Linked DNA regions of Homo sapiens: all the other regions are linked to region 3. A link is a loop called in an ENCODE intact Hi-C map of the cell type or tissue named here. Cell type or tissue: heart right ventricle. All regions are shown on one strand. Links, peaks and the distances in the headings refer to the core of each region. The heading gives the core; the rest is flanking DNA. Region 1 overlaps CLPB (ClpB family mitochondrial disaggregase). Region 2 overlaps INPPL1 (inositol polyphosphate phosphatase like 1). Region 3 overlaps CLPB (ClpB family mitochondrial disaggregase). Region 4 holds the start of ANAPC15 (anaphase promoting complex subunit 15). Region 5 holds the start of INPPL1 (inositol polyphosphate phosphatase like 1).

Evidence for each region. Hi-C counts contacts between places; a loop is a spot of excess contacts. Peaks named below come from ENCODE experiments on the same cell type or tissue, not always from the same donor. Only the 100,000 strongest peaks of a DNase experiment are listed, where the experiment ranks them.
Region 1: it touches region 3 in a loop (4-fold over the local background); 29 of 110 quality-filtered maps call a loop at or near these places.
Region 2: it touches region 3 in a loop (4-fold over the local background); 16 of 110 quality-filtered maps call a loop at or near these places.
Region 4: a loop joins it to region 3, with 2.5 times the contacts of the local background. A loop is called at or near these places in 6 of 110 quality-filtered maps.
Region 5: a loop joins it to region 3, with 4 times the contacts of the local background. A loop is called at or near these places in 25 of 110 quality-filtered maps.

Annotation. Positions count from the first base shown.
Region 1 is chr11:72,284,530-72,290,813 of GRCh38, reverse strand. CLPB (ClpB family mitochondrial disaggregase) reads left to right here. Exons shown (of 16, transcript NM_001258392.3): 16 at 1-5,319. Among named protein-coding and RNA genes, the nearest start is that of PHOX2A, 43 kb to the right of the region's middle. In heart right ventricle, for the core only: no CTCF peak of the experiment used is centred there; no DNase peak of the experiment used is centred there.
Region 2 is chr11:72,237,087-72,243,370 of GRCh38, reverse strand. It overlaps INPPL1 (inositol polyphosphate phosphatase like 1), which reads right to left. Exons shown (of 28, transcript NM_001567.4): 26 at 5,575-6,247; 27 at 5,196-5,329; 28 at 4,224-5,108. The coding sequence ends at 5,018. PHOX2A (paired like homeobox 2A) reads left to right here. Exons shown (of 3, transcript NM_005169.4): 2 at 2,082-2,269; 3 at 3,173-4,294. The coding sequence ends at 3,622. Among named protein-coding and RNA genes, the nearest start is that of PHOX2A, 3.9 kb to the left of the region's middle. RefSeq lists a silencer at 3,323-3,492. In heart right ventricle, for the core only: CTCF peaks have their summits at 3,327, 4,824 and 5,038 (motif pointing right); DNase peaks (open chromatin) are centred at 3,301 and 3,634; H3K4me3 peaks cover 1,929 bases; H3K27ac peaks cover 1,332 bases; H3K27me3 peaks cover 1,771 bases.
Region 3 is chr11:72,410,751-72,417,034 of GRCh38, reverse strand. The region is part of intron 2 of CLPB (ClpB family mitochondrial disaggregase); the gene reads left to right. Among named protein-coding and RNA genes, the nearest start is that of CLPB, 21 kb to the left of the region's middle. RefSeq lists enhancers at 2,760-2,869, 2,920-2,969, 4,921-5,010, 5,061-5,120, 5,191-5,270. In heart right ventricle, for the core only: a CTCF peak has its summit at 2,681 (motif pointing right); a DNase peak (open chromatin) is centred at 2,694; H3K27ac peaks cover 1,347 bases.
Region 4 is chr11:72,111,377-72,115,376 of GRCh38, reverse strand. ANAPC15 (anaphase promoting complex subunit 15) reads left to right here and starts at 2,682. Exons shown (of 6, transcript NM_014042.3): 1 at 2,682-2,727; 2 at 3,881-3,965. RefSeq lists enhancers at 1,799-2,336, 2,644-2,703, 2,804-2,863, 2,337-2,874, 3,034-3,203 and 1 more and a silencer at 2,456-2,673. In heart right ventricle, for the core only: a CTCF peak has its summit at 2,460; DNase peaks (open chromatin) are centred at 2,586 and 3,006; H3K4me3 peaks cover 2,043 bases; H3K27ac peaks cover 2,466 bases.
Region 5 is chr11:72,219,677-72,225,960 of GRCh38, reverse strand. FOLR2 (folate receptor beta) reads right to left here. Exons shown (of 5, transcript NM_000803.5): 3 at 4,903-5,091; 4 at 4,650-4,785; 5 at 4,011-4,491. The coding sequence ends at 4,199. It overlaps INPPL1 (inositol polyphosphate phosphatase like 1), which reads right to left and starts at 1,194. Exons shown (of 28, transcript NM_001567.4): 1 at 795-1,194. The coding sequence starts at 976. RefSeq lists silencers at 709-918, 929-1,288, 1,839-2,238, 2,479-2,708. In heart right ventricle, for the core only: a CTCF peak has its summit at 2,665; DNase peaks (open chromatin) are centred at 1,210, 1,850, 2,010, 2,650 and 1 weaker place; H3K4me3 peaks cover 2,374 bases; H3K27ac peaks cover 2,880 bases.

The DNA of each region.
Region 1 (6,284 bases), core at 1,286-5,285, 130 kb after region 3:
CACCACCACACCCAGCTAATTTTTGTATTTTTAGTAGAGACAGGTTTTCGCCATGTTGGCCAGGCTGGTCTTGAACTCCTGACCTCAGGTGATCCACCCACCTCGGCCTCCCAAAGTGCTGAGATTACAGGCATGAGCCACCACACCTAGACTAGGTGGTGGTAACTTTGATCACATGGCTAAGGTGGTGTGTGCCAGGTTTCTCCACTGTAAAATTAGGAATTTTCCCTTTGAAATTAACAAGAATCTTCCACTTTGAAGCTATGTGAATGTCTTATTCTTAAAATTTTGCCTACTGATTTTCATTTCCATCATCAATGATTCTTGCTTATAACAGGTATTAATGTTATGCTTGCCTAATGGTGACTTTGTTTCATTATTTTACCTGTATTTATTAATTGGTATTCTACTATAAGGAAGAGCTGTCCCTTTTCCCCATTTATTTATTTGATAATTTATATCAGTATGAATGAGTGGATATCTGTTTTATTCTACAGGCTACAATCTAATGCTAACAGTTTATTTGGTTGCTCAAATTGGCTCAGATTTGGCCAGTGAGAACTCATTGAAGTTGGCACTGTGTTGTTTCGACATTGCCCCTGTCACTTTTTAAGCATTTTCTGGCACCACAAGATGTTTCAGGCTTCCTCACATTTTCCCTATCTCAGCCCTGGCATCAGTCATTCTCTAAGAAGCTCCCAGTTCCTTTTATTCCAGAAAAAAGGAACTTAGAAACCAAGTTGTTTCTTGATGCCACTGGAAACCAAGATCTGGACAGAATATATACTCCTGGCTAGAGTATCATTGGCGGAGTGTCATTGCTTGTAGGCCTGCTCAGCAGACAGAGCTAGAAAACATATATGTATATATGTTAAAACATGCAAATACAAGCACCTGAATTTATTATTCTATCCATCTGTATGTTATTAAAAACCGTGAGCCAGGTATGGTGGCTCGTGCCTGTATCCCAGGACTTTGGGAGGCCAAAGTGGGAGGATCACTTGAGCCCAGGAGTTCAAGACCAGCCTGCGCATCATAGCAAGACCTCATCCTCCAAACGTTTAAAAAATAAAAAATTAGCCAGGCATGGTGGTGCATTCCTGTAATCCTAGCTACGTAGGAGGCTGAGGCAGGAGGATCGCTTGAGTTCAGAAGGTTGAGGCTGTAGTGAACTGTGATTGTACCACTGCACTGCAGCCTGAGTGACAGAGCAAGACTCCGTTTCATATTTTTAAAAATAAATAAAAATCATGAGTTTAGATACGGTTTTAATTCAATACCATAGGGTTTGCGACTGCCATTTTTATAACCTTACTATTCTTTTTCTGCTTTTTCTCCTGCTATCTCTGTTTCTGCTCCTTTCTATTTGATGTTTAGACTTCCCATAGAGGCTCTAGTTAAGTCAGCTAGTAACCAGCCTGTGTGCAGTATTCCTACTAGATAGAGGTCTTATGCCCGGCTGTCAGTCCGTTGGTTCAGTTAACTGTGGCCAGGAATACTAGGCATATAACTTAAAATCAGATAACTTTTATACAAGAAAAGCCAATGGCCACCTTCCTGAGAATAGGATAAGGAGACAGGGGTAGAACCTTAGATTCTAAGGAACCTAATTAAGAATCACTTCTGGCCGGGCGTGGTGGCTCATGCCTGTAATCCCAACACTCTGGAGGCCATGTAGGGGCAGATCACGAGATCAAGAGATTGAGACCATCCTGACCAACATGGTGAAACCCCATCTCTACTAAAAATACAAAAATTAGCCAGGCGTGGTGGCGGGCGCCTGTAGTCTCAGCTACTCGGGAGGCTGAGGCAGGAGAATCGCTTGAACCCGGGAGGTGGAGGTTGCAGTGAGCCGAAATTGTGCCACTGCACTCCAGCCTGGTGACAGAGCCAGCCTCCGTCTCCAACAAAAACAAACAAAAAAAGAATTACTTCTTCCAGAGATTCTCTGCCAGAACTCCTAGGTGGTGTTGGACCCATATCTTTTACTTCCATAGCATCCCAGGCTCAGCTCACTTGTCCTACTTGTTCTGTGTCTTCATCACTAGAATGTAAGTTCTAAGAGGGCAGATGCCAAGCTGTTCAGCCATTCACAGAACCTGGCACAGTGCAGGCATATGACAGATGTTCCTTTATTATTATACTTGGGTGAGTGGATGGGACCTGCAGCAAGTGCAGATCTTCTCAGTGGGCTCTGGAACAGAAAAGTATTGTTTGTTTGCTCAGCATATTTTTATTTGTCCCATGTTGCTGTGGCCAGGATTTGAGCTCTGAGACAATGCAGCAAGGTGAGACCCAGATTTCTTTTGTTTTGTTTTGTTTTTTGAGACAGAGTCTTGCTCTGTCGCCCAGGCTGGAGTGCGGTGGTGCAATCTTGGCTCACTGCAACCTCCACCTCCAGTTCAAGCAGGTCTCATGCCTCAGCCTCCTCAGTAGCTGGGACTACAGGCATATGCCACCATACCCAGCTAATTTTTTTTGTATTTTTAGTAAAGACGGGGTTTCACCATGTTTGCCAGGCTAGTCTCAAACTCCTGGTCTCAAGTGATCCACCCACCTTGGCCTCCCAGAGTGCTGAGATTACAAGCGTCAACGACTGTACCCGGCCCCAAATTCCTTATTGAGGATCCTAGAATACATGAGACCAGACTTGGAAATGAAAGTGTAACATGTTTATTGTTCAAAAAGAAAAACTCAAAGGTGTGTAGTGATTTTAAAATTTAGGGAAATTCCTCAATATAGTGAAAGAAGAAAAACAAGAAAGAAATTTAGGAAAGAAACACACTTAAACCATAAAAAATAGAAAATGGACCAATAAAGATAAAAGCTAAACTTAACAAGGTAGGAAAAAGAAAAAGAATAAATTAAAAAATTCTTTGAAAGCACCAATAAAATAGATAAAACCTCCTGAGCCTGATAAAAGGGGAAAGGAGCCAAAAAAATTAACAAAATTAGGCATGAGAAATTAGACATAACCATATATATTGAGGAATTGAGAAGAAGAATAGAACTCTATGGCAACAAATTTGAAATCAGAGGAAATGGATAATTTCCCAGCAAACACTGATCCTAGAAATAGTTTGAATAGGCCAGTTGGTTACCCAAGAAGAAACTGGAAAGGTGGTTAAAATTTTATCCTTTTTGAGCACCATAAGATGGTGAAAAATAAATAAAATTTTATCCTTGTAAAAGATTGATGGCCAGGCATGGTGGTGGCCCACACCTGTAATCCTAGCACTTTGGAAGGCCAAGGCAGGCAGATCACTTGAGCCCCGGAGTCTGAGACCAGCCTGGGCAACATGGCAAGACCCCACCTCTACTAAAAATACCAAAATTAGCCAGGCATGATGGTGCTTGCCTGTAGTCAACAGCTACTTGGGAGGCTGAGGTGGGGAAGATGGTTTAAGCCCAGGAGGCAGAGGTTGCAGTGAGCCAAGACTGTGCTGCTGCACTCCAGCCTGGGTGACAGAGCGAGACCATGTCCCAAAAATAAAAAATTGTTTTTAATTAAACTTTTTAATTGAAAAATATATGGGAAATTGTACAAATCACAAGTATGCAGCTCAGTGAATGATTACAAAGTAAACACACTCCTATAGCCATCACTCAACCCCCAAAATAGATGAGTTTTAACTATTATTGTACTCAAACCTGATAAAGTGCCAGAAAGAATGCTATAGCCTAATCTCACCTATGGCCATAGATGCAAAAATCCCAAATAAAATCAAGTTGAATTGCACACTCTGATTACATAAGGTTTATTTTAGCAATGCAAGGCTCAGTGTCAGGAAATTTATTAATTTATTACATCAAGAACTTAAATGTTATTTAAATGTCTAGAGAGTGCTAGTGTTGTTAAATTTTCTCATTTTGATAATTATACTATGATTACAGAAGAGAACGTCCTTGTTTTCAGAAAATGTAAGTATTTAGAGGTTAAAGGTAAACCTCTAATTTGGTTTGCCAGTATTTCAGATAACTACACACACACACACACACACACACACACACACGGAATGATAAAGCAAAAAGTAAGGTGTTGGCAAGGCATGGTGGCTCACACCTGTAATTCCAACACTTTGGGAGGCCCAGGCAGGTGGATCACCTAGGTCTGGAGTTCGAGACCAGCCTGGACAACATGGTGAAACCCCTCTTTATTAAAGTACAAAAATTAGCCGGACATAGTGGCACATGCCGGTAATTCCAGCTATTTGGGAGGCTGAGGCACAGGAATCCCTTGAACCTGGAGGCAGAGGTTGTAGTGAGCCTACATCACACCACTGCACTCCAGCCTGGATGACAGAGTGAGACTGTCTCAAAAACAAACAAAAAAAAGATGTTAACATTTGGGAAATCTGAGGGAATGATGTACATGAATTCTTTGTATTGTTTTTGCAACTTTTAAGTATAAAGTTATTTCAGGCCAGGCATGGTAGTGCATGCCTGTATACCCAGCTACTCGAGGCTGAGGTGGAAGATTCCTTGAGTCTAGGAGTATGAGGTTACAGTGAGCTATGATCATGCCACTGCACTCCAGGCTGGGTGGCAGAGTGACACCCTATCTCTTAAAAAAAAAAAAAAAAAAAAAAACAGGTGCAGTATCTCACACCTGTAATCTCAACAGAACACTGAGGGGTCAAGGCAGGTGGACTGCTTGAGCCCAGGAGTTCAAGACCAGCCTGAGCAACATGGTGAAACCCCATCTCTGCAAAAAATTAGCTGGTTGTGGTGGCATCCACCTGTGGTCTCAGCTACTTGGGAGGCTGAGGTGGGAATATAACTGGAGCTCAGGAGGTGGAGGTTGCTGTGAGATGAGATCGTGCCACTGCACTCCAGCCTATCTCCAAAAAAAAAAAAAAGGCTATAGTAGAAGCCTATTAGCATGGATAAGTGTCTGAATAAAAGATAACTGTACAAAAATCAATTGTTTTTTCTGTATTCTAGCAATAATCAACTAGAAACAGTATCAAAAGAAAAACATTCCATTTACAATTGCAACAAATAGGTATATATATATTTGCTCTTCTACACATAACCTATTTCTGGAAGGGAGCAGAACTGGGCAATTCAGGGACAGCAATGGAAGGGGAACACTGCTATGTTATTTTAAATACTTTTTAGTAAGCTTTGAACCATATTAATGTATTACCTGTTCAAAATTATACTTAATAAATTTAACAAGAAAACCATATTGAAGGGCATAAAAATAAGACCTGACAAGTGAAAAAACATCAAGTTTTAGAAAGGATGATTTAATACTAAAATATACATTTCTTAATATATAACTTAATGTAAACCTAATAAATAATTTAATACAAATCTAATTGACAGCACTTTTAATTAAATAATGTTAAGGTCATACTGCACTACTATGTCCAGAGGCGATGCTACATGGAGCTACTGTTTTCTGGGTCTAGCCTCTCAGGAAATAGTCATTACTACTTTTGCAATCCCATCTTGACAGTATGCAAAAATTAGGGAAAATGTAAATTTATTATTAACACACACCCTAAATACAATTATGAGAGAAAGGAAAGAGAAGGGTTACTGTCTGTGGCTGGAGTATAGTAGCTGTGTATGAGTGTGGAGAAGAGAGGAAATTGGTGGAAAATGAAGCTAGAGAGGCAAGTTTCCTGATTTCAAAGTGCCCTGAATGCCATGCTAAGGGAATGAAATGACCAGATTTGTGTTTTAAAAGACCCTTTGTTTGCATTGTGTAGAATGATTTGGGATGACTTCTGACCAATATACAACAGAGAGTAATTTCAGGCAAACTCTCTTCCACCTCAAACAGAAATATTTAATATATGTAATAAGACAAGAAAGTTTAATACACAACTAGACTTGAAACCAAGAATGGGAAATCCCAGCCATGTACAGTGGCTCATGCCTGTAATCCCAGCACTTTGGGAGGCCAAGGCAGGCAGATCACCTGAGGTCAGGAGTTCAAGTCAGCCTGGCCAACATGGTGAAACCTTATCTCTACTAAAAATACAAAAATTAGCTGGGTGTGGTGGCATGTGCCTATAATCCCACCTACTGGGGAGACTGAGGCAGGAGAATTGCTTGAACCAGGAGGCAGAGGTTGCAGTGAGCTGAGATCACACCACTGCACTCCAGCCTGGGTGACAGAACGAGACTCCGCCTCAAAAAAAAAAAAAAAAATCTTAAAATGTTCAGACATGGAGAGAAGACTAAAAAACATAAAGCAAGAAAGGGCAGTAAGAAAAAATAGTAGGTATATTTGAAAAAGAGGCTTCATTCTGAGTGATTTTCTCAGATTA
Region 2 (6,284 bases), core at 1,165-5,164, 170 kb after region 3:
AAGGACCTCTCCAGGCAGCTGAGCTGCCCAGACGGGAAGCTTCCTAGAGCTCGCGTGGCCATCAGGCCCCTCCTGCCCTGTCTTGGACCCACGCTGCCTGGGACCGAACCCTTCTGTAGCCACCAAAACCAGATCCCGTAGCCCGCAATAAAGGGGCCCGGGTTTTTAAGCCACTTGTATTTCCCCATTCCCCCAGACTCTCCCAGCTAGAGTTCTGTAGAACCCGGAAGCAGCTCCTGCATCCCCAAGACTTTAGATCCAAGTCCCTGTCCAAACCCTCAACCTCACTGAGCTTCTCAGTCATCTCAGCCCTCTGATTAGAGTCCCAGCCTGCCCTATGTAATCTTATCGCCTTCCCTCCTGGGAAGACTGCCGGGGACCCAAGTAGAAGACTGGGGCCTAAGGGCCAGGCGCGGTGGCTCATGCCTGTAATCCCAGCACTTTGGGAGGCCAAGGCGGGTGGATCACTTGAGGTCAAGAGTTCAAGACCAGCCTAACCAACATGGTGAAACCCCATCTCCATTAAAAATACAAAAAAAAAAAAAAATTAGCTGGGCATGGTGGCCCACGCCTGTAATCCCAGCTACTTGGGAGTCTGAGGCAGGAGAATCGCTTGAACCTGGGAGGCAGAGGTTGCAGTGAGCTGAGACTGTGCCATTGCATTCCAGCCTGGGTGACAGAATGAGACTCGGTCTCAAAAAAAAAAGAAGAAGAAGAAGAAGAAGACTGGGCCCTAGGCTGGGGTTTGGGGAAGAGATACGAGAAATGAGAACCTGGATTTGGAGAAATGAGGCCCAGGGTGGGGAGATTGGGTACCCTGAGCCAGATGAGGGTAGGGATTGGGAAGAGGGGAGACAGCCTCCAGAGATACAGGGTTTTGAGACCAGAGAGATGGGGATAAGGTACAGAGAGATGGGAGCAGAGATGGAAGCACTGGAAATCCTAGGAGAAATGGGGACTCAGGGTTGGGGAGATAGAGATAAGTATCAGGCGATGGGGACCAAAGAAGATTAGAAATAGAGATGACGAAGATAAGAATACAAATGGGGTGCTGGAGACAAGAATCAGGGGAGATGGAGGCCTGGATGGGACAAAGATGAGATTGGAGACCCCTGGTGAATATGAAGACTTAAACCAGGGTTACAGACAGGGAAGGGAAGTACTGTCAGAAACACTACCTATGGGGCAGTGGAGACTGGGATGGGTATAGGAAGAGAGTTGGGGGGCAGTGTTGGCTTTGGAGGAGATGGGACATGGAGAAGGTGCCTGGGGAGGAAGAAGGAGGGCAAAGAGAAGATGGAGGAAGTCTTCTCAATGGGCGCAAAGAGAAGATGGAGGAAGTCTTCTCAATGGGCACAAAGAGAAGAGTGGCTGAGAAATGGAAAGTTGAAGAGAGATTCAAATGGAGGAAGATTAGGAAGAGGAGAGGGGGACATCTAGGGGAGAATGGGGGTCAGGGGAGTGGGGCAGAATTGAAGAAATGAGGCTTGGGAAGGGGAGAGGTGGATGGGTGGAGGGAGCCAAATCTGTATACAGCTGAGAGCCGGTGGGAAGGCTGGTGGTAGGGCTGAAAGGAGGGCCGGTGGGAGGGTCTCTGTTGCAGAGCCTTGGCCCAGAACTGGTTAGTGGGAAGACTGGCAATGCTGATGAGACCTGACAGACATCCAGGGCCAGGGTAGACAGAGGGGACAGACGGGCTGAGAGACAGACAGGAGGGAAGGGTCGGAGGCACGGTTGAATGGGGGTGCAGGGGGAGATGGAGGGAACAGGGCTTGGGAGGAGGGCGACGACGGGGGTGGGGTGGGGGAGGGAGTGTCTTGGCTGGAGTATTGGATTATGCTTTCCCCTTGGCCGCTCTTGGGGCTCAGGTCTCCCTGATCTCCCTCCGCCTTTATCCCGCCGGCTCCATTGAGTAATAGGGAGGACGCTCGGCCCCAGGCTGCCGGGACCAAGACGAGGGATCAGGCCAGGGACGGGGGAGGCGTGTGATTCCCCCGGAGCTGGACACAACGGGTTGAACTCTGCTTCTCACTCCCCCATCCTTTTTGCCCCCCCCCCGGCCCCCCTGCACACACCCGCAGTGCCCTACAAGTTCTTCCCAGAGCCATCCGGCCTGCACGAGAAGCGCAAGCAGCGGCGCATCCGCACCACGTTCACCAGCGCGCAGCTCAAGGAGCTGGAGCGCGTTTTCGCTGAGACCCACTACCCCGACATTTACACGCGTGAGGAGCTGGCGCTCAAGATCGACCTCACTGAGGCTCGCGTGCAGGTGCGTGTATGCACGTGTGTGTACGAGAGTGCGCATGGAAGGAGGTGTGGGAGCTTAATGTCTAACACCTGGGGGTAGGGGAATACAGGCAGATGCAGCCCGAAGGCAGGGCGCGGTCCCAGGGTGCTTGGGCAGCTACGGGAGGCAGCAGGGCCCGGACTTGGAGGCCCTTGGGAGACCCGATCTGTTTAGCTCCAGGCTACCTCCGCTCTGTCTCCCTCTTAGGGCAGAAAGTTCCGAGTGATGCTTGAGAAGCCAGGAGGGAGGCCGAGGGGCTAGAGGGGGAGACCCAGGGGACCTCAGGGCCGAGCTGAGGAGGAGAGGGGGCAGGCCAGTCAGCACCCCTGGGGTTCCCTACCCCGGCGCTGCAGCTTTGAAAACCCGGAGCCCGGGAGGCTGAGTTTGTGGCAGGCACAGGGCCGAAGAGAGCCGGGCTAGAGCAGACTGTTGTCTATTTGTACAACTCCGTGTACAGATGTTCAGTTGGCCCGCCTTGACTGGATGCCCTAGACAAAAGGTTTACTGGCGCCCTAAACTGCTCTCCACGGCCCTGGAACACTCCAGGAGGGAAGTCCCAGAGCTTCCTAAAAGAAGGAATTGGGGGAAGAACTTAGAGTGAGGAGAACGAAGGCAGGGTCCCCTCCGGGAGACCAAGAGTGCTGGGAGGCAGCAGAGTCAGCGGGTGAGTGGATCCCAAGGGCAAGAACCCAGGGATCTGGAGGCAGGGGCCAGTGGAGCGCGGAGTGCAGCGGGCTGCGTGCGGAGGGCCGAAGGCCCCTCCAACTAGTAAGAACCCGGGCCCGGTTCTTTCCGAACCAGGATCTCACTCGAGCCTTGCGGCCGCGGGCTGACCCCGTGCGTTCTCCGACCCTCGTCCAGGCTGACTGGCCCCTGTGCCCGCAGGTCTGGTTCCAGAACCGCCGGGCCAAGTTCCGCAAACAGGAGCGCGCGGCCAGCGCCAAGGGCGCGGCGGGCGCGGCGGGCGCCAAAAAGGGCGAGGCGCGCTGCTCCTCCGAGGACGACGATTCCAAGGAGTCCACGTGCAGCCCCACGCCCGATAGCACCGCCTCGCTGCCGCCGCCGCCTGCGCCCGGCCTGGCCAGCCCGCGCCTGAGCCCCAGCCCGCTGCCCGTCGCACTGGGCTCCGGGCCGGGACCTGGGCCGGGGCCACAGCCGCTCAAGGGCGCACTGTGGGCCGGTGTGGCGGGCGGTGGGGGCGGCGGGCCTGGCGCGGGAGCGGCCGAACTACTTAAGGCTTGGCAGCCGGCGGAGTCCGGCCCCGGGCCCTTCTCCGGGGTTCTGTCCTCCTTTCACCGGAAGCCCGGCCCCGCCCTGAAGACCAATCTCTTCTAGCTGCCGGCCTCTGGAGGCTCCGAGCCTGCCCCCAGAGACGTCCCTGCCCCTCCAGGACCTGACAGCCCCTCCCATCCTGGCCACCCGCCTGGAAGTCCCCATCCGTCTCCACTCCCTACTGTCTCACCCCTCGGTGTGTCCTCCCCAACTTTGGAGACCAAGTCAGGGCCACTCTCGTCCTCACCCACCCTCTACCAGCAGAGCGGAGTTCTTTATACCGGGACCTCCTCCAGGAGAACCCCGGAGCTCCTTCTAGCTTGGCCTTCTTTGGATGCGGTATCACATGAGGCCTGTCCCTAACAGTGCCCTCAAAGTGAAGGTCCTCAAGGAGGATCGGCACAGCCCCCTTCCCTGGCTCTGCAGCGGCTGGGTCACCCCTTACGCTGGTGATCAGGAAAGCCCGCTGCCCCACCCCTCGGGCCCACCCGTACAGAGGCTGGTGGTCGCCGGGATAATTAATGACCACCGCCAATTCATCCCTCACGTGTCTCCTCTCTTCCCTAGCCCGTCTGGCACAGAGGGTGGACCTGTTAGAGGAGTGGAGGGGCTGCCTGGGGAATGGGACAGAGGGATTCTCTTTCCCTAATTTTTTTGGTTGTCCTTTTTCTTTGAAAAACTTGTAATTTATTGAAGTTTTACTCAATCCAAATAAAACTTAATTTATTGAAGACATCACGCCGCAACCCTTACGACTGCCCAGGAGGCTGCTTGCAAGACCCTGTCCCGGGCTGAGACCTGCGAGGAACCTCCCTCCCCCACCCTGCCGCCGTGCATCCCCAGAGCAGGGCAGCACAGACCAGGAGACAGTGAGAACTAAGCAAACTGGCACTTTATGGCTGAGATCCTGCCCCACCCCAACCAACCCCAATAATATTAAGGTGCTCTCCCTCCCCAGACCCACACAGAACAGTTTAAATAAACCCCAGCCCGGTCCTCGGGCTATTCCTTCATTTCCGGACGGACACCCGCCCCCACCCCCAGCGGGGGTGGGGAGGTCTTAGCGGAGCTCCTCCGCTGTGGTTCAGGCCCGGTGGAAGGCCGCAGAAACTGGTGAAAGTGGGGGCCCAGACGTACCCAAATGGACCCCCACAGGCACCCCTGGGGCTGGGAGGCGGGGTCCAGTAAAACAGGACAGCACCAGAGTAACCAGGGTCCTCGGTAACCATGGCAACTGACCTTCCGTCCTGAGCCTAAAAGGCGAGGGGCAGGATGCCCTAATTAGGGCATTGCAAATGATTGGGCAGCGGGGAATGCAGATCCCCAATAAATAGGCACCCCAATAAATAGGCAGAGAGATACTGCCCTGACCCTCATAACTTTTCAACCCTGGGGCCATAGCTGGGCCTTGGTAGCAGGGAGGGGCTCTGAGTTCACAGCTTCGTGGTGCCTCCGCTATCACTTGCTGAGCTGCAGGGTGTCCAGAAGGAGGCGCTTGTGAGCCGGGTCCTGCACCCCAGCCTCCTCCAAGTCCTCCTCGGTGATGTCACTGTGGAGTAAAACAGGCTGGGAAGTGAGATGGGCAAGGGGATCCTGAGGGCCCCAGCTCCGCCCCCGGGGCCAGCCCCTCCCCCACCTGAGAAACTCCAGGTCGTCCCAGCCATTATGCACCAGGCCCTCCTCATAGCGCTCCAAGCCGATGGCCCGCAGCCAGGCACTCATGCCTGCCTCGCCCAGCCCGCTGGCCCGCCCGCCCTGCAGGCACGGAGCCTAAGGAAACAGGGCATGTCAGGGGGAGCTGAGTGCCCCCCATAGAAACACCTGCAGTCACATTCTGCTGCATGCTCTGGGGAAAAGGAAGGGAAGGGCTGGGCTGATACATGTGTCTCCCAACTTCCCAGTGATCAGTTCAGGGTAGCAGGGACACCATGAGTGCTGAATGGTGGAGTGAAAGGGTACCAGTCTGTGGGCAAGCACACTCAGGCACACACAGACAGCCACCCTGCTCCACACACCTCCTCTGCCAGGTCTTCCTGGATGCTCTCCCGGATGCGGGGTGGAGGGAAGCTGAGGGGCCGGCCATAGTCCGAGGGCAGTCCCCGGGGGGGCTGCAGCTCCAGGGGGCCTGGGAGGAGCGCTGAGCGTGCAGGCCCAGCAGGGGCATAGTCCACCTCGCTCAGCGTCTTGGCCATCTGCAGCACCGAGCAGGACCGGTCATCCCCACTGGCCACTTCCCCCAGGAAAGTGCTGGCTGGTGAGGGGCCTGGGGGCAGTGGAGGCCTTGGATGGGCCTTGGGAGGTGGTGGGCCACGGGCCTCAGCCCCACCACGGCCCCGGACCACTGGCCCTGGTAAAGGATCCAGGCTGGGGGGCAGGAAGATGGCTGAGTCCGGCAGTGGTGGAGGTGGAAAGTCTGGAGGGGGCAGTGTGCCTCCAGACTCCTCATCTGAAGAACTCCCCTCTCCCACACGAGGGTGCCGGTGGTGCCCAAGCTGTGGAGCAGGCACTGTAATGGCCACTTTGTTCTTGGTGGCAGATGGGACAGGGGCCCTGGCAGGCGAGGGTGGCTCCGGGGGCAGCAGCTGGTGCGGGACCCCTTCAAGGACGTAGTAGGCAGGGTTATTGAAGCTGTTCTTGGGTGGGGGGGCCGCCACCCCTTCTGGTTCAGGAGCTCCCTCTGGCTTCAACCTGGGTGTGGAAGCAGAACGACTAAGCCAGGATCCAG
Region 3 (6,284 bases), core at 1,041-5,040:
TACATTTAACATTTTGAGGAACTGCCCAACCATTTTCCAGGGTGGCTTCACCATTTTACATTCCCAAAAGCAACGTGTGAGGGTTCTACCTTTTCCACATCCTCACCAACAATTGTTGTCATCAGTGTTGTCATCACTTACAGCAAACCTAGTGTGTGTGGAGTGGTATCTCATTGTGGTTTTGATTTGCATTTCCCTAATGGCTAATGATGTGAGCATCTTTTTATGTGCTTATTGGCCATTTCTGTATCTTCTTTGGCATTTATTCATTCTTTTTTCTTTTTTTTTTTTTTTTTTTTGAGACGGAGTCTTGCTCTGTCATCCAGGCTGGAATGCAGTGGCGCGATCTTGGCTCAATCCAACCTCTGCCTCCCGGGTTCAAGCGATTCTTCTGCCTCAGCCTCCCAAGTAGCTGGGATTACAGGCACGTGCCACCATGCCTGGCTAATTTTTGTATTTTTGGTAGAGACGGGGTTTCACTATGTTGGCCAGGCTTGTCTCGAACTCCTGACCTCAGGTGATCTGCCTGCCTCAGCCTCCCAAAGTGCTGAGATTACAGGTGTGAGCCACCGCACCCAGCCATTCTTTGGCATTTATTCATTCTTAAGGCCTGTTATGAGCAATTTCTTATTAGGCATTGAGGGGGAGAAAAATGTATCATGATGACCTTTGTCTTTCAAGGAACTTGCGGTCTGGTAAGAGAATTGTAGTTAGTACAGGTGAAAAGTTAGGGCTTCACAGGCAAGGTGGCCTTTAGTTTGGGTCTGGAGATAGGTCGTATTTGTATACAAGGAGCTTTGCAGAAAGACTTTCTGGGCAGTTGGAGTAATGTAAGTAAAGACAATTTGTAATTAGTAGTAGAAAACAGTTTTATCTTCTGATGAGCTCTGAAGCAATAGTGTGAAAGCACCTGGCATAGCACTTGGCACATGATGGGCTGTCATTATGTGTTAGCTCCCTTTGCAACTCCCCTCACTTGGTCCCAGCTCTGTCTTCTAGGACTACATGGCTTCCTTTTCCTGTTCCAGATTTTTAACTCTTAGGAGACAGAGCTCCAAGCTATATGAGCCTTGGTTCCCTAAACTGTGGTTTCAAGTCTCCTCCTCATCCTAGTCATTTTAAAATGAAACAGCTAGAAAGTTTTGGTGCCCTCTCTGAATTCCAGTGTGGCATGACCATTATTGTGAGGAGCAGGGCAACCATCCCCTTTGTTAAAGATTTTATACTTCTATTAATATGGCCCGACCTTGCATTGGCTTTCTTGGCAGCTGCGTTACACTCCTAGGTTCTGTTAAGCTTGTAATCGGCCCAGCCTTCTGAGATCCATGACTTCTTCTGTCCTGTAACCCTTTGATTGGATTTGTTTGCAGAGCTTGTTTTAACCTAAAGGTAAGGACACTTTAAGGCTTTGTATTTGCTTGTGAATTTGTAATATTTGAAATGTGAATATGTACTATGTGAAAGTAGTGGTGGTGGTATGGAGACTACCAGAAAGAAGAAAGGATAGGCTTGGAATGTTCTCAGCATGCGACTAGAAGGAACTAGAACTTCCAAGAGAGAAGGTTCTAGGAAGCTTCAGGACTAAACAGAAAGTATCTTCACCCCTCAAGTAAACTCCTTTCCACTTGAGGCTTTTCCTTATTTTCTGTCAGCTGATTGGTCCCATCAGACAACTATGGTGTGCTGACGCATGCTAAATCTGGGAAAGAAGGGAAGAATTGGGCATATGAGCCCTGGAAGGCAGTGTGGCTCCATAGAGCTTGGGCTTCATCCCCGGCTGCTACTTATTGGCCTTGTAATCTTTCTTTTTCTTTTTTTTTGAGACGGAGTCTCACTCTGTCGCCAGGCTGGAGTGCAGTGGTGCGATCTTGGCTTACTGCAACCCACGCCTCCCGGGTTCAAGTGATTCTCCTGCCTCAGCCTCCTGAGTAGCTGGGATTACAGGTGCCTGCCACCATGCCTGGCTAATTTTTGTATTTTTAGTAGAGATAGGGTTTCACCATGTTGGTCAGGCTGGTCTTCAACCTCTGACCTTGTGATCCACCCACCTCGGCCTCTCAAAGTACTGGGATTACAGGCGTGAACCACCGTTCCCAGCCTGGCCTTGTAATCTTAATCAGTCATTTACCCTCTGTAAGACTTGGGCTTCTTTCAGAGGATCAAATGAGATCATAAATGTCAAGTATCTGTTGCGTAGTAGGCAGCTCAAGAAATGTGAGCTCTTTTGAACTCCATCATTCAAGAGCTTTGCAAGGCGGTGAGTTGTGCTCCCTGAGCCTGTGTAAACATCTCTGAGCACCTGTGATACTTAGTGCACTTATTTGTGCGCTTGTTTCATTTTCCCTCCTCCAGCTCAGAATAAGAGCTCCTTGTAGGCAAGATTCATGTCTGATTGACTTCGGTGTCTGTCAATGCCCAACACAGAGGCTAGCTTGGAGATGTTACTTCAGTTTTGTTGAGTGAGTGAAGGCCACACCTTTGCCCGAGGAGGCCAGGTTTTATGGTTGGCTTTTCATTGTCTCTTCTTTACTGGAAATTTTGTGAGATTCCTGAACTTCACAGAAGGTGGCTCAAGTACCAACACTGTTTCACTGTTTGAGAAATTTGAACCACTTTTGTGTCTCACTGCTGTAGTGTGACAGGTTTCCTGGCAGCCAGCCAGGAGGCCTGCTGTGGGGCCAGTAGGTGGCGCCTATGACCCTTTCCCACACCTCAGGTCCTGCACAGGCCTTTCCTTCTCACCACCACAGCTGCTGACTCTCTGGGAAATGCATATATTAATAGCTCTGGGCAGGGGTACCCAGATGAAGGTGCTTTGGGCCACTCCCTCCTGTTTATGGCCTTGTATTGTTGGACTTCCGTGTTTTATTCAGTCTCAGCCTTGGCACACACTGCCTGGGGAAGCAAAGATGTTTGCTATAGAGGATCCCAGAAGGTCACTCTGGGAATCTGTGCTTCTGGCCCATCCTTTCTGGCACACTCTGCCTCTAGGAAGTCATCCCTGTGGCTCTCTTGCTCTGACCTGTACTCTCATGGCACCTTCCTCTAGGGTCCTTGCTTGTATTTTAGCTGTTTGCCCAGTGTGTAGCTGTCCAGTGAATGCTTTGAAGGCAAGGATACCACAGAATTCATCACAGTACCCTGAGTGCCCTGCTCAGAGTCCTGTAATAACCAGTCCTCAGGAAGAGTTTATGGAACGAATGGATGCATAATAAGTAGTACCTCAAAAATTGTTATCCACATTGAAGGGTATTCTACAAACAAACTAGCCTTACTCTGCAAAAAATGTCAATATCATGAAAATCAAAGAAAGGTTGAAGAACTATCCTAGATGAAATTGAAACATATGCAGTGTTTGGTCCTGATATTGATCCTGGCTTTCATCTGGATCACAGGGGGAGATTGCTATAATGAATATTGGGATAATTGAAGAAATTTGAATGTGGGCTGTATATCAGATAAAAATAGTATATCAATGTTAAATGTTCTGAATTTTATCATCATTAGTTAGTGGTTCTGTAAGAGAATGCTCTGGTACTAGGTACGAGATGCATGTACCAATGTATCTGGTATATGCTCGATGAAGTATTTGGAGGTAAAGGGGCATAGTATCTGAAATTAGTTCTCACATGGTCCAGCAAAAAAAAATAGAAAAGGAATAGAAAAGCAAATGAAACAAAATGTAAACAGGATATGAGTGAAGGCTATTTATTTATTTGTTTTTTTGTCTTTGTTTTTTTTTTTCGAGACGGATTTTCGCTTTGGTTGCCCAGGCTGGAGTGCAATAGCACGATCTCGGCTCACTGCAGCCTCCGCCTCCAGGGTTCAAGCGATTCTCCTGCCTCAGCCTCCCGAGTAGCTGGGATTACAGGCATGTGCCACCATGCCCGGCTAATTTTGTATTTTTTAGTAGAGACGGGGTTTCTCCATGTTGGTCAGGCTGGTCTCGAACTCCCGACCTCAGGTGACTCGCCTGCCTTGGCCTCCCAAAGTGCTGGGATTACAGGCCTGAGCCACCGCACCTGGCATGAAGGCTGTTTGAAGGGGTGTGTGTGTGTGTGTGTGATTTTTGTAACTGTTCTATAAGTTTGAAATTATTTCAAAATAAAAAGTTAAAAAATAATCTGAGCACTTTAATGTGGGCCAAGTTTCTGTAAGAGAGATGGGACAAAGAATGATCACCCAGTGTTGCACTTTATTCAGTTGATCCAGCAAGTATTCACTGAGGTTGTGATTCAGCTCCTCCACTGTGTGCCTCAACAAACAGAACAAGTGTAATAATAGCAACTAAGATTTGGAAAATGTAAGTGCCCTCACAAACATTATTTCCTTTGGTCATCTCAGCACCCATGTTAGGTAGGGCTGACAGGCTGATAGGGTAAGATGACTGAGGTTCAGAGAGGGTAGTGTGATCTGCCCACAGTCACACAGCCTGGAAGAGACAGACAGAGGCAGGCTCATATATAGATCAGTCTTTTCCAAAGGGGACGCTTTCTGAGCCTCCCTATCTGTGTGTGTAAAAGGAAGATTTGGACTGATTAATCTCTGCAGATCATTCTTTAAGTTCAGAAATTTTAAAGTTTTCTGTGATAGGAAATAGCCAGCTATGAAACATGCAGACACATTCCACAGTACACTTGGCATTTGTGGTAGGTACTGCATACCTGCCAGCCTCTCCCCTCCCTCACTGCTCTCACTCCCTTGGAGTTCTCCAGGCATGACAGAATGCTCAGTGGGCCATCTCACTGGGAGTGAGAGCATCTGGAGAGCTTCCTCACGGAAGGGTCCCCAGCTAGGCCTTGGAGAAGGGTGCTCAGTTCAAGTAGCAAATGCAGAAGTTGCTGGAGAGGCCTTGTCTATGGAGTTGAAGCACCAAGACCCTGCCTGAAGTCTGCTGTCCCAGGCTGGGGGGTCTATGAGCAGCCTTTGCTCCCTTGCCCTGCCCCTCCCAGCCCTGGCTGGCAGGCTAGATAAGGCACAGATGGAGGCTGCCTGGGGATTCTGGCCCCAGGCACCTTGCCTCTGCTCAGACAGCAGGGCCTGGTGCTGTTATTACTGTAAACAGGGCCTTCTGTGAGGCTCCAGCCAGGGCCCTGTTGCCCAGATAGCAATCATGATTGGGTCTGCATGGCTCAGTGCTTCCAGGCCTCTGATGCAGGTGGGATAGGGCTCCCTACCCTTCAGCCCCTCCCCAGCTGCAGCTGAGGGCTGGTTCATGTGAAGGATCCGGAAATCAGTTGGAACAATGCGTCATTGAAGTTCAGTGGCCGCTTTGTATTGATTGGTCCTAAAGAAAGAGGAAGAAAAATCAAGTGGTACCTCCCTCCCCTGAGTGGAAGAGCTAGTTAGCCAGAATAACTCAAAGCTGCCCCTGTGTCCCTTTCTGGGACTCTTTCCCTCCCTCCCACAAACAGAGCCTGGGGAGTTGTCTTTTCGTTGGAAGTCTTGCTGAGTGCAGCGTCTGCTAGGAATCTACTCAATTTTCATTTTGATGCTACACATATTTAGAATTATAACATTATAGAGCTGGTAGGGACTTCAGAAATAATTTCATTCATTTCCTTCTTTTACTGCAGATAAAAGTAAGGACCACAAAGACATTTATTGTGGTCACATAGCTAGTAAGTGATAGAGCCATGACTGGAATTTGTGACCTGTAGCCCCTAGGCCTGTATCCACAAATGTCCTCAGCCCTGAGACTGAGAAGCTGCACTCACACCCTCCTACATATACATAGAAGCCTAAGTTCTTCGAAAAAGACAAGCTTACAGTTATAAAACAGGTAACTTCCAGCACCAGACAGAAGTATTGGTGAGAAGTTAATGTAGGTAAGTGCTGTAGACATTCATTCATTCAGACCCCGAGCTTTGTGGTGTGCCAACTGCCATGGCAGGCACCTGGAGCAAAGAGATGAAGGCAAGTCCTTGTTTCTAGAAGGACATGCTTGCCTACTGGGGAAGTTAGACCTGTGGACTGTATGATAACTACATTGATACAGGTTAGCACAGGGGATTGTGGTGGCAACAAGGTCATCTTAGGGAAGGCTTCTTAAAGTATAGGACTTTTTTTTTTCCTAAGAAAGTTTTATTTTAAAAAAGAGTAATAGTATGGTCATTGTTATAAAAACAGCACAACTTCAAACAATACAGAGGTACTCACAGCAGAAAGAGAAAGCTTGACTGCTTCATTGCCCCTTCCCCAATCAGTGGTAATAGCTGTTACCTCTTTGGTCTTTAGCCTGCTGGACTCTCCAGGATCACTGATGGATGGGAGCAGGATATGTT
Region 4 (4,000 bases), core at 1-4,000, 300 kb after region 3:
GAATTATTTCTGCTTCCCCTCTGTCCCCAGGGCCTAGAAAGGTGTCTGGCACTCAGTTGGTACTCAATAAATGTCACCAGCTAACCAGTCATCATTACTTACTGAGCCTGGCTGATGACCCTGAAAAGAAACTCTGTTACTAGGGAATTTCCAGCAGGCGGAATTATCAGGAAGGACGGGGCAAATGGTACCTGAGGTAAGAATCCTGTAAGAAAAAGATGCCGGAGGAGAAACTGATGGAGACACAGGTCACAGAAGGAAGATGAGGAATCCAGGAGAAGGTCATGCTGGGCCCTGGGGACATAGTAACCATTCAGTCCCTGCCCTCAAGGAGCTCATGGTCTGTTGGGGAAATAAACAAAAGCACAATTTTGTACAGAATGAGGCTGCAGTAAACCATTTTCTCCTACCACCCTTTCTTTACATGGCTTCCAAGATACCATCAACTCACCCAGCTTTCTACTTATCTTTTTGGCCTTCCTTCTCCATCTGGTTTGCTGCTTTTCCTAGTTTCCTCAAATTCTGAATATTGGAGGAAACTATTTTCCAACTACATTCACTCCCTTGGTGATCTCATCCAGTCTCATGACTTTAAACACCATCTACATGCCAATGACTCCCAAATGATCTATCCAGCCCAGATCTCTGCCCTGACCTGCAGACTCATATGCCTTCCTGCCGCCCCAACATCTCTACTCTAATGGGCATCTCAGACTCAACACACTCAAACCTAAGCTCCCTGTCAAAAAAAAACCAAACCCCTCATCACCTCCCCATTCCTTCCCAACTCAAAAAAGTGGCAACACCAATCTTCTAGTCGTTCAGCCCAAAAATCGTGGCTCCTTTCTTATTCTGGCATTGTCCATCTGTTAGCAAACCTTGTAGTCTCTACCATCTAAATAAATTCAGAATTCAACCACTTCTCATCCACTACCTCTAGATTATCATAATAGGCTCCCAAATGGTCTCCCTGCTTCTGCCATTGTCTCCCCTACCCCAGTCTATTTGGAGAACAGCCAGAGTAACTCAGTTAAACTGTAAATCAGATTGTGTGGACCCTGTGCTCACAACCCTCCACTGGCTCCCCAACTCCTCATCTCCTACCTATTACTCTCCCTAGAGGACACTATGCCCAAGCCATTCTAGGCCCTCTGCACTTGTATTCTCTCTCTCTGAAATGCTCTTCCACAAATATCAGAAGGCTCTCTGCTCCTTCAGACCTTTACTCAAAAGTCACCTTCCCAGTGACTTTGGCCCCCCAGTCTGAAATAAAACACCTCCCCTGCAAATATTTTATTCCCACTTCTCAGATTTATTTTTTCTCTTATTTACTGCAATCTTACAACTACATATTTTATTTATCTATCTTCTTTATTGTTTACCTCTCTCAGAATGAAGGCTGCATGAAAAGAGGGACTTTTTTGGTCTGTTTTGTTTACTATTGTATACCCACTACTAAGAATAGTGATGGACATATACTAAGGCACTCAGTAGGTATTTGTTGAATGAATGAAAAAGGTAGTCATTTCCAAGAGGCAAAGTTTACTCTTTAATGAAAAACTATAACAAACAGTGCTATTTGGCAATATAATCACATTCAATATGCACAGTACACGACCTCTTGAACAATTCTTATCCAATCTTCACATCAGCCCAGGATAGAAGGAAGGCTGGGCAGAGATTATGATGCTGGTTGACAAAGAAGCTGAGTCCAGAGAGAGGAAAAGGAATTGCCAAAACTCACACATCTGGCCAGGACAGTACTGGAAATGCGGATAACTGCTGTCCCTGAAAGAGGCTGGTAAGTGATGGAGTTTAATAGGAATTGGGTTTGAAGGACCTCTGTTGCCAGAAAGCATGAGTATCTCTAAAGGCGAAGCTGAGTCAGAGGTTACTAGAACAGAGGCATCAGCAAAGGATGGGAGAGGTGACGAGGGCGATCTCTAAGTGTACTTGGCCCAGGCCTGAGGAGGGCAGCTGATTCCCCCAGCAACAGAATGCTGTGCCTGAGGCTAACTAGTCATTCAAGTCTGTACATAATCTCCAATGTCAAAACTCAACAAGCAACCTTAAGAGAGACCACTAAGTCTACTGCATGTCTGCAGGGTTTGGCTTCCCTGGACTGTGAGGTCTTCCAGGGAAGCGACCATATTCCTAGATTTATCCCCAGTTTCTAGCAAGGCCTGGAATATAGTAATATTGTAACTCTAATATTTTTGTTCAGAGCAAAAATAAAAAAGAATGAATATGCTCAAACGGGAAACTGTAGCTGAGAGAGCACAGATAGGAGGGGCCTAACATCAACCAGCAATTCTGAAGTAGTAACAGATTAGTTTTCTGGGATGCAGCAGGACGAATGGCCCTCGCACTAAAAGGTTGCTGTCAGCTCTTCTTCAGAAGGGGTTAACAAGCAAATGGTGACTGGCAACAAAAGGGCAGGGGTTAAACGGGGCAGTGGTTAAACGAGACCGTAGTGCTGGCGCCAGGATGGAGACGCCGACTGGCTGAGACTCAAGGCGGGGCAGATAGGTAGGCGCGGCACACTTCCTTCCCTAACAATGTGACTAAGGTAGGTCAACGTCACATCCGGTTTAGTGGGCGGGAGCGGGGAAAACAAAAGGAGACGAAGGACGCATGCGTTTGGTGAGTCCCGGATTCTGGTGGGTTCTTCCGCTCAGGCTGGGTGAAGCGCTTCCGGGTCGCCGCCGGCAGCAGCCTCCCGGCGCGGTAAGTACAGACGCAAGGCTGCAACCGTCTCCTTGCCCCTTCATTCCTTTTTCCCCCAGAGAAACCCATTTCCTTTGACCCGACTCCCCAGGAGCTCCATATTGAGAGTCCTTAACCCTTAAAGAGCTCCAGCTCATTGGCCGCTTCCTCGAGACTAAGCCCCACCCCGTCACACAAGGTCCGTCATTCATTGGTGTCACTTCCTGTCACCCAGCATTTCTTTCAGTTAATTGGTCCTACCCAGGCCCCGCTTTTTTCGCGTTTAGCAACCCTATAAGGCCAAATTTCTGTCTGAGACCCGCCCTGCTTTCTTTCTGTTGGTCAACTGCATGGTCATTATCGTAATGAGCAAAGAAAGGGCGGTGGCTTTGCGACGGTGGGTTGGGCTTTCGGAGCCGAGATCGCTGGTCTGTCAGTACTTCTTGGACATGAGGGTGTTTACCGTCGTGCCTAATTACGCGGGTTGGGAATCTGAGATACAGGGAAGGGCAGCGGCTGGCCCTGGGTCGGTCAGATAAATTAAGACAAAAGCAGGACCAGGCATCGATTATTTTCTCCTGCTCATCCCTTTCACGGAGGAATTCTAAGCCCCGACACACTGTATGACCTAAAGCCAGTCTCTGCCTGTCGCTGGGCCTCAGTTCGCCTGTCCTAAGTTTAATTCAGATTATCTGGCACTCCTGGTCGGCTCCCTCAGCCGCTCAAAGCTGATTGTACCCTTATAATGTTAGTTCATCCATTCAATCTTCCATCTACTTATTTATCCACTTATTCATGCCTCCTAGAATGTCTTACTGAACCCTGCTTGCATATGCTACAATCCCTCCACCCCGACATTTGGCTGTGATTCATGAGAGGTCGTTAGTGTCCTAAATTTCTGACACTGGGTGGGTGTGGTATGGGCCATCATAAAGGGTCAAAAAGCAGGTTTTAGTGTGTGGAGGAGGTAGGGATAGTTTCAGTAGAACCCTGCTACCTCTAATTTTGTATAATTTCATAATGCCAGTCTGCATTCTGGATTCCTATCCCTACACTTGACTCCCATTCTCATCCCTCCTTGAACAGCCTGCAAACAGCTTTGTTGATCCATTATTTACTTAATTATCAGAATAACTTTGACAGTGGTATAATTGTTATTATCCCCATTTTACAGATGAAGACACTGAGGCTCAGAGAGGTTAAGTGACTCAGCCAAGGTCAAACAGCTAGTAAGTGGTGGAGCCAGGACTCAAAGCCAGGTCTGTCTGATTCCTAGGGGGAGGGGCTGCTTTCC
Region 5 (6,284 bases), core at 1,111-5,110, 190 kb after region 3:
GAGGTACAAAGCCGCTAGAAGGCTGCAAAACCAAGAGTGCTAACTCACCCCAGCACCACTACCAACCACACTGGGCTGAAAGGCACAGCCACAGGACCTGGCCCACTCAGAGAAGCACCAAGTCTGGCTCTGCTCTCACTCAGCACTCATAGCTCAGGGCTAGGGCAGCCAGGTAACCAGGGCTCAAGCCCAGAGCCAGGGCTCAAACACTCACTCATTGGTTCAGAAATAATGGCAAGGTCCCATACAGCCTCAGCCTCTGCTTCCCCAAGCCTTCCTCTCTACACCACCCATCACCGCCCCCACCACCCATACACGGCCAGGCAGAACCCCAAAGCACCGAAAGGGGCCCTAAGGAAGCTGCCAGGCATCCCCACACACCCCGTCAGTCCCTCTGCCCCGACTCCCTCTCCTGCTCACCACTCAGTCCCTATCCAAACGGGACTGCACACAACGTGGAATGCACATCCTCTCCCCTGCTCCCTTCTACCTGGAGGATGCCTGAAGGGGTCTGCCGGGGAATGCCCGAATTTTTCGTCATCACAGTCACACTGGGCCACAGAACCCCATATTCTCTACCCTCAAGGCTCCTGAAAGTGCCCCCAGACACACAGCAGGAAGTGCCCCTGCGTCCCTCCTCAGACCCAGGAGAAAGCCAAGGCTCCCACTCTGGGGGGTGGAGGCGGGTCTGGCGTCCCACCGCCCCAGAAACCCTCACCCGGGCCCTTTCCACACCCGGCCGTGCCCGCGCTCCCGGTCCACGCCAGCCCGCAAGGAGCCCCCGCCCCACTCACAGGACGCAGAGCGCGAAGGCCCCCGCCACGCTCTCGCTGTCTCGGACCAGGAAGCTGCCATCGCGGCCCGCCCGGGCCAGCAGCTCCTCCGCGGCCGCCCGGCTCAGGTCGCGGTGGTACCAGGAGGGGGCCTGGCTGCCCAGGGCGCCCCCCGGGCCCGGCGCCCCGCAGGCCGAGGCCATGGCCCGCGCAGGGCTCAGCACCGCCCGCCCCCGCCGCCCCGCGCCATCCGCCCCGAGACGCTCAGGGCTGAGGCTGGGGCCGGGCCCGGGGCCCGGGCTTGAGGATCCGTGGGCCGGACAGAGCCGGGGATCGGGACTCAGCACTCCGCCGCGCAGGCCGCCTCGTTCACCGCGCAGCCGCCGCTGCCTGCAGCGCCGGCCTCAACTTGAAGAGAAAGAAAAGTTTGTTCAGAGGCGGCGGGGGAGGGGCAGGAGCGGAGCGCAGGGCCGGCTGCCGCCCCCTCCCCCTCCGCTCGGCCCGCAGCCCGGGCCGCCCCTGCCCCCAGCTCCTCCTGCGGGGACGGTGCCCCCACCTTCCCGAAGGGCCCGGGACCTCCCAGACCCCACAATGATCCTGCCCCCATCATTCACCCGAGGAGATCCAGTCCCCAAATCCCCATCGAAATCCGAGTCCCCCCATCCTGGCCCCGACACTTCGGGATCCAGGCACCCCCTGGAGAATTCAGCGCTTCTCAGTTCTCCCAATGATATGACCCCTAAGCCCCATAAAGGTCTGATTCCACTCCATGGCTCTTCCTCTCGTCCCCCTTACAGCTTGGCTGCATCGAGTTCCCCAAACCTGCGAAGGATCCAGGACCACCCCCTACCCATCCTCTTCCCTCCACCCAAGCGGGCGGGGCCCCCAACTCCTGCGAAATGCAGCCCCCTCTTAGATCTGAACCCCCAACTCCACGGGAACCGTCCCCCGGCAAAGCCTGCGGGGAGATTCCCTGGCTAACCAGGCTTCTGAAGATTCTTACTCTGGCGGGGGGCCCAGACGAGGTGCGACGTTCTCGAGCCTCTCACGCAGCCCCTCCCAGCCCCGCAGAGCCCTTCCCCCTCTCGGCCAAGTTCCCCAGCACCACCCCCCACACCCGCAGGCCGGGCCTTGAGGGGGTTCAGCAGTCCGAAGCCAGGAGGATCCCTGGCCCGTCTAGTAGAAAGTTCCCTCCCGGGATCCCGGCCGCCGCACGCAGACCCCCACCTCCCGGGCTGCTCCGGCGCCCCCTTCCCCGGACAGCGGCCCTGGGCTCCAGGCGGCCACTTAAGATGGCCATCCGCGCGCGCCCCCGCCCTCCGCGCCGCCCGCCCCGCCCCGCGCCGCCCCGGGGAGCCGGGGGCAGCACCGCGCCTCGCCTCACCCCGCCCCGCGCCTCGGTCCCGGAGCCGCTGGCCCACTGGGTGACCTCGGGCAAGTCGCGGCGCGGGGTTGAGCGTCGGCTTCCCGCTCTGGAAAATGGGGATCCTGTGGCGAGGGCCGGCTCTGGGGGCCGAGCTCGTACCGCGCTCGGCACCGGGCCTGGCGCCCAGCCCGCGCTCCCGAACGGCGGCTATTTTTATTATTAATTAAGGAGAAACGAAGGTGACAGCTGTGTAAACTGTAAAGCGCGGCTGCGGAACGAACGGGTATTATTAGCACTCGCCCCCGCCCCAGCGGCTCCCTCCGAGTCAGCAAACTCGCGCCTCCGCGGGCCGGACGCCCAGCGGGGAGCTCCCAGACGGGGTCCGCTGCAACGCCCCCCTAGCTTCCTCCCCTCCAGCCGAGGGCGGAAGGGGGACGCGGCAGCCGCAAAGGGGGCGGAGCCCATAAAAGGGTCTGGCCCGCCCCCTCCCAAAAAAAGACCTAGCCGGTGGCGGCGTCTCCGGGGAGTCGTCTTCCTGCCCCGCCCCTCCGCCCCCTGGCTCCTTAAAGGCGCAGGCCTCCAGCCGGGCGCCCGCCGCCACCATCTCCTGGGCCGCCGTGGGAGAATCCCTTTAACCTGGGAGAGAACTTTCACTTTGCTACGTTGAACCTGTTGACGGAGCCCGGGTCAGTCCCTCGAGCTCCTTCCTCTATTTCAAATATGCATTGACTTAACCCAGCTGGAGCAGAGCCTGGGACGTGGAAGGGGCTCTGTGGGGCCTTCCACACTAGATAAATATAATAACTAAGAGATCCACCCACCCACCCAACAGTGCCTCCAGAACCCAATAACTCATCCTACAATCTGTGCCACCGTTCTCATCAGCCACCTTTTAGTATAAGAAAAGATGAGCCTGATGTGAGGGGAATCCTTGGTAGTGGGGGAGAGACCTGGACTGGGAGTCTGCACACCTGGGTTCTAGTCCTAGCTGGGCCACCTACCTGCAGGGTGTTCTCAGAGACTTACCTGGGCCTCTCTGGGGACAGTTGTAGTAGGAGTGTGCAAACAAAGACTTATCCAAAGGGAAAGGGGTGTTGGGAGACCCAGAGATAACTTAGGCCCAGCTCCCGAGGGCTTTGCAAAGACAGAGCAACCCCCTCAAGATAGGCATATCTGCCAATCCCAGGAGGAGACAAAGGTGCCAGAGGCTCCTGACCCCGGGAAGCCCTTAAGGGTTTCTAACTCTTCCAGCCACACCTCCAGGACACCAAAGCGCTGAACCAGTTCCAGGCTCTTGAGTATTCCACTCCAGAAACCCCCTACACTGCCCTCTCCAATTGGCTCTGTTTTTCCTCTGAGAGTCCCAGGCCCCAACTCTGCTCCTTCAATGTGCATCACGTTTTTTTCATCCCACTGTGAATTTTTTTCATCCCACTGGCAATCTGAATCCTTTCCTGGACTCCCATTCCCAGCTTTCCTGTTACAGAGCCGAGCACAGAGCCAGGCACAAGGGCTGGAGGACCAGGAGGCTGTTTGGAGACCAAGACAAATAAGCTCAGGACCTGGCTCCCACTTGGGGCAACAGGAACAACAGGATCCCTGAAGACTATTAATGTGCAGACACTGGGCTCACGGGCTTTCTAGGCAACAGCTCCTGTATATTTCACAAGCCTGAGGGCAGGACTATTATCCTCTTTTTATCCAGAAGGAAACAAAGGTTTAGAGCAGTGAAGCAACTGTTTCATTTTCACAAAGTAGCAGAGCTGGGATTCAAACACAGGTCTAGTTGCTCTAATTTGAAGGAATCCAGAAGCCGTAGAATCTGTCTCCCACCCACCCACAAACTCACAACCAAAACAATTCCACAGACATGGAATTATTAGAAAACAGTCTGTTTATTAGAAGTGACTCTTGGCCCCACCATGGAGCAGCAACAGACTGGGTGACAGAGGGTTAGGTGACTAATAGAAGCATGCTTAAGGGGCTGTCATTTGTGGGAGCTGAGCTGAGCCCAGCCTGGTTATCCAAGCTGAGGGCAGGTAGTCTGGGAGGACTGAACTCAGCCAAGGAGCCAGAGTTGCAGCATCAGGGCCAGACTGAGCAGGAGACCCCCAGTCCCATGAAGCATCTCACCAGCATTCACATGCATGGCTGCAGCATAGAACCTCGCCACTTCCTCGTTGGGGTTGCCCTGGGCTGAATCAAACCACATCTGGATGCAGCGGCCGCTCCCTCGGCTGTAGTTGCTGACCTTGTATGAGTGACTCCAGAGGCCTTCACAAAGGGCAGCTGGAGTGGGGAAGTAGGACTCAAAGGTGCGGCAGAGAGCCCCAGCTGGGCACTTGTTAACTCCTGCAGGGAGAGGCATGGTGGACACAGACTTTCAGCCCCTGGGCCCAAAGCTCATTTCTGGCCACCCCCAGAAATCTTCACCCCACCCCAAATCCTTGAAGATTTTCCAAACCCTACCTCAATCTCCTTTTTCCTAACCCCAACTCAATCACCCTCACCTGAGGTCCAGTCCCATCCTCTGTGCCAGTTGCTCTTGCACGTGTGGGAGGTGTGACAATCCTCCCACCAGCGCTGACAGTCCTCTTTGCATAAGGGCACATCCAGGAAGCGTTCTTTGCGCCAGCTCTGATTCACCTGGGTGGGAGGTGGGGAGGCAGGGCTCCTCTCAGCCAGGGATGCTGGCAGCCATCGCCTTGAAGTGACTGAGGGGGATGGCAGTCTGCTGGGGTGGGTGGGGGGGAGACACCCTACCTGCTGGATCCAGGGCCCCAGGTTGGGTGAGCACTCATAGAGACAGGTGTCCTGGATGAAGTGGCGCTTGCAGGCGGGCTCCATCTTGCCGCAGTGGTCCCAGTTAAAGTTGTACAGGCGGGAGGTGTCCTTGTGCAGCTCCTGGCTGGTGCTGGCTGTGCAGCAGGCATTCTTCTTCCAGGGACTGCACTGGGTGGGGAAGACACAGGACTAAGTGCCTCCCCATACCCTCCTCCTCCTGCCACCTCGTGTCTCTCCCCCATTTGGTTCTTACTCCTCTGCCCTAGGCAGGTTGTCCTGAGAACACTCAGGTTCCCAGATGATGGTCCCTCTCTCCTAGGCCTCCAGGAACCCCTTTCTTGGAGGAAACACAATTACAACCGTGTGATCAGGGGACTGTGGGAGCCCAGGGGAAACCCTGTCTTGGGAATAATAGTTATCATTTATGAGGTATGTAACACTTCATAAAAAGTCCTTTCACTTACTCATTTAAAAATTATTGAGCACCTACTTTATGCCAGTCACGGTTATAGATGCTGGGAATACAGAAGAGAACAAAACAGACAGAAATATGTATTCATGGAATTTTCATTCTGGTCAGAGGAGACAGACAGTAAGAAACTTAAAAAATATATATATATGGTATGTCAGGATATGATAAATGATATGGGAAAAGTTAAATGATATGAGCAGGAAATGGTAATGTGGAATTGCTGAAATTTTAAATAGGTTAGGAAATGCCACATTGGTGACATTTTGAGCAAAGGAAGAGAGGGAGCGAGCCATGGAGTAATGGAGTTTGAATATATTTATTCTTCTTGGCATGTAGTAAGATCTGTGTCCCCAGTGGCTAGGCCAGTGCCAGACACATAGTAGGCCCATGAAAATATTTGCTGGAAAAAGTAAGCAAAAGCCAGGCTGGGCGTGGTGGCTCGTAGCTGTAACCCCAGCACTTTGGGAGGCCGAGGCAGGTCTACCACCTGAGGTCAGGAGTTTGAGACCACCCTGGCCAACATGGTGAAACCTCGTCTCTGGTAAAAATACAAAAAAATTAGCCAGGCATGGTGGCGGGTGCCCCAGCTACTTGGGAGGCTGAGGCAGGAGAATCACCAGAACCCCGGAGGCGGAGGTTGCCGTGAGCTGAGATCACACCATTGCACTCCAGCCTGGGCAACAGAGTGAGACTCCTTCTCAAAAAAAAAAAAAAAAGTAAGCAAAAGCCCTACTTTTTAAATGTATCTCTATCTTACATATAGGCACATCATGTTTTCACAAGATTTTAATCTAGACTGGGTTTTCCAGGACTGCAAATACCATGAAATAGAAGGCTGTACTATGTGGTTTATTCTACTAGAATTATTCACTATTTTAGAAAAGTATGA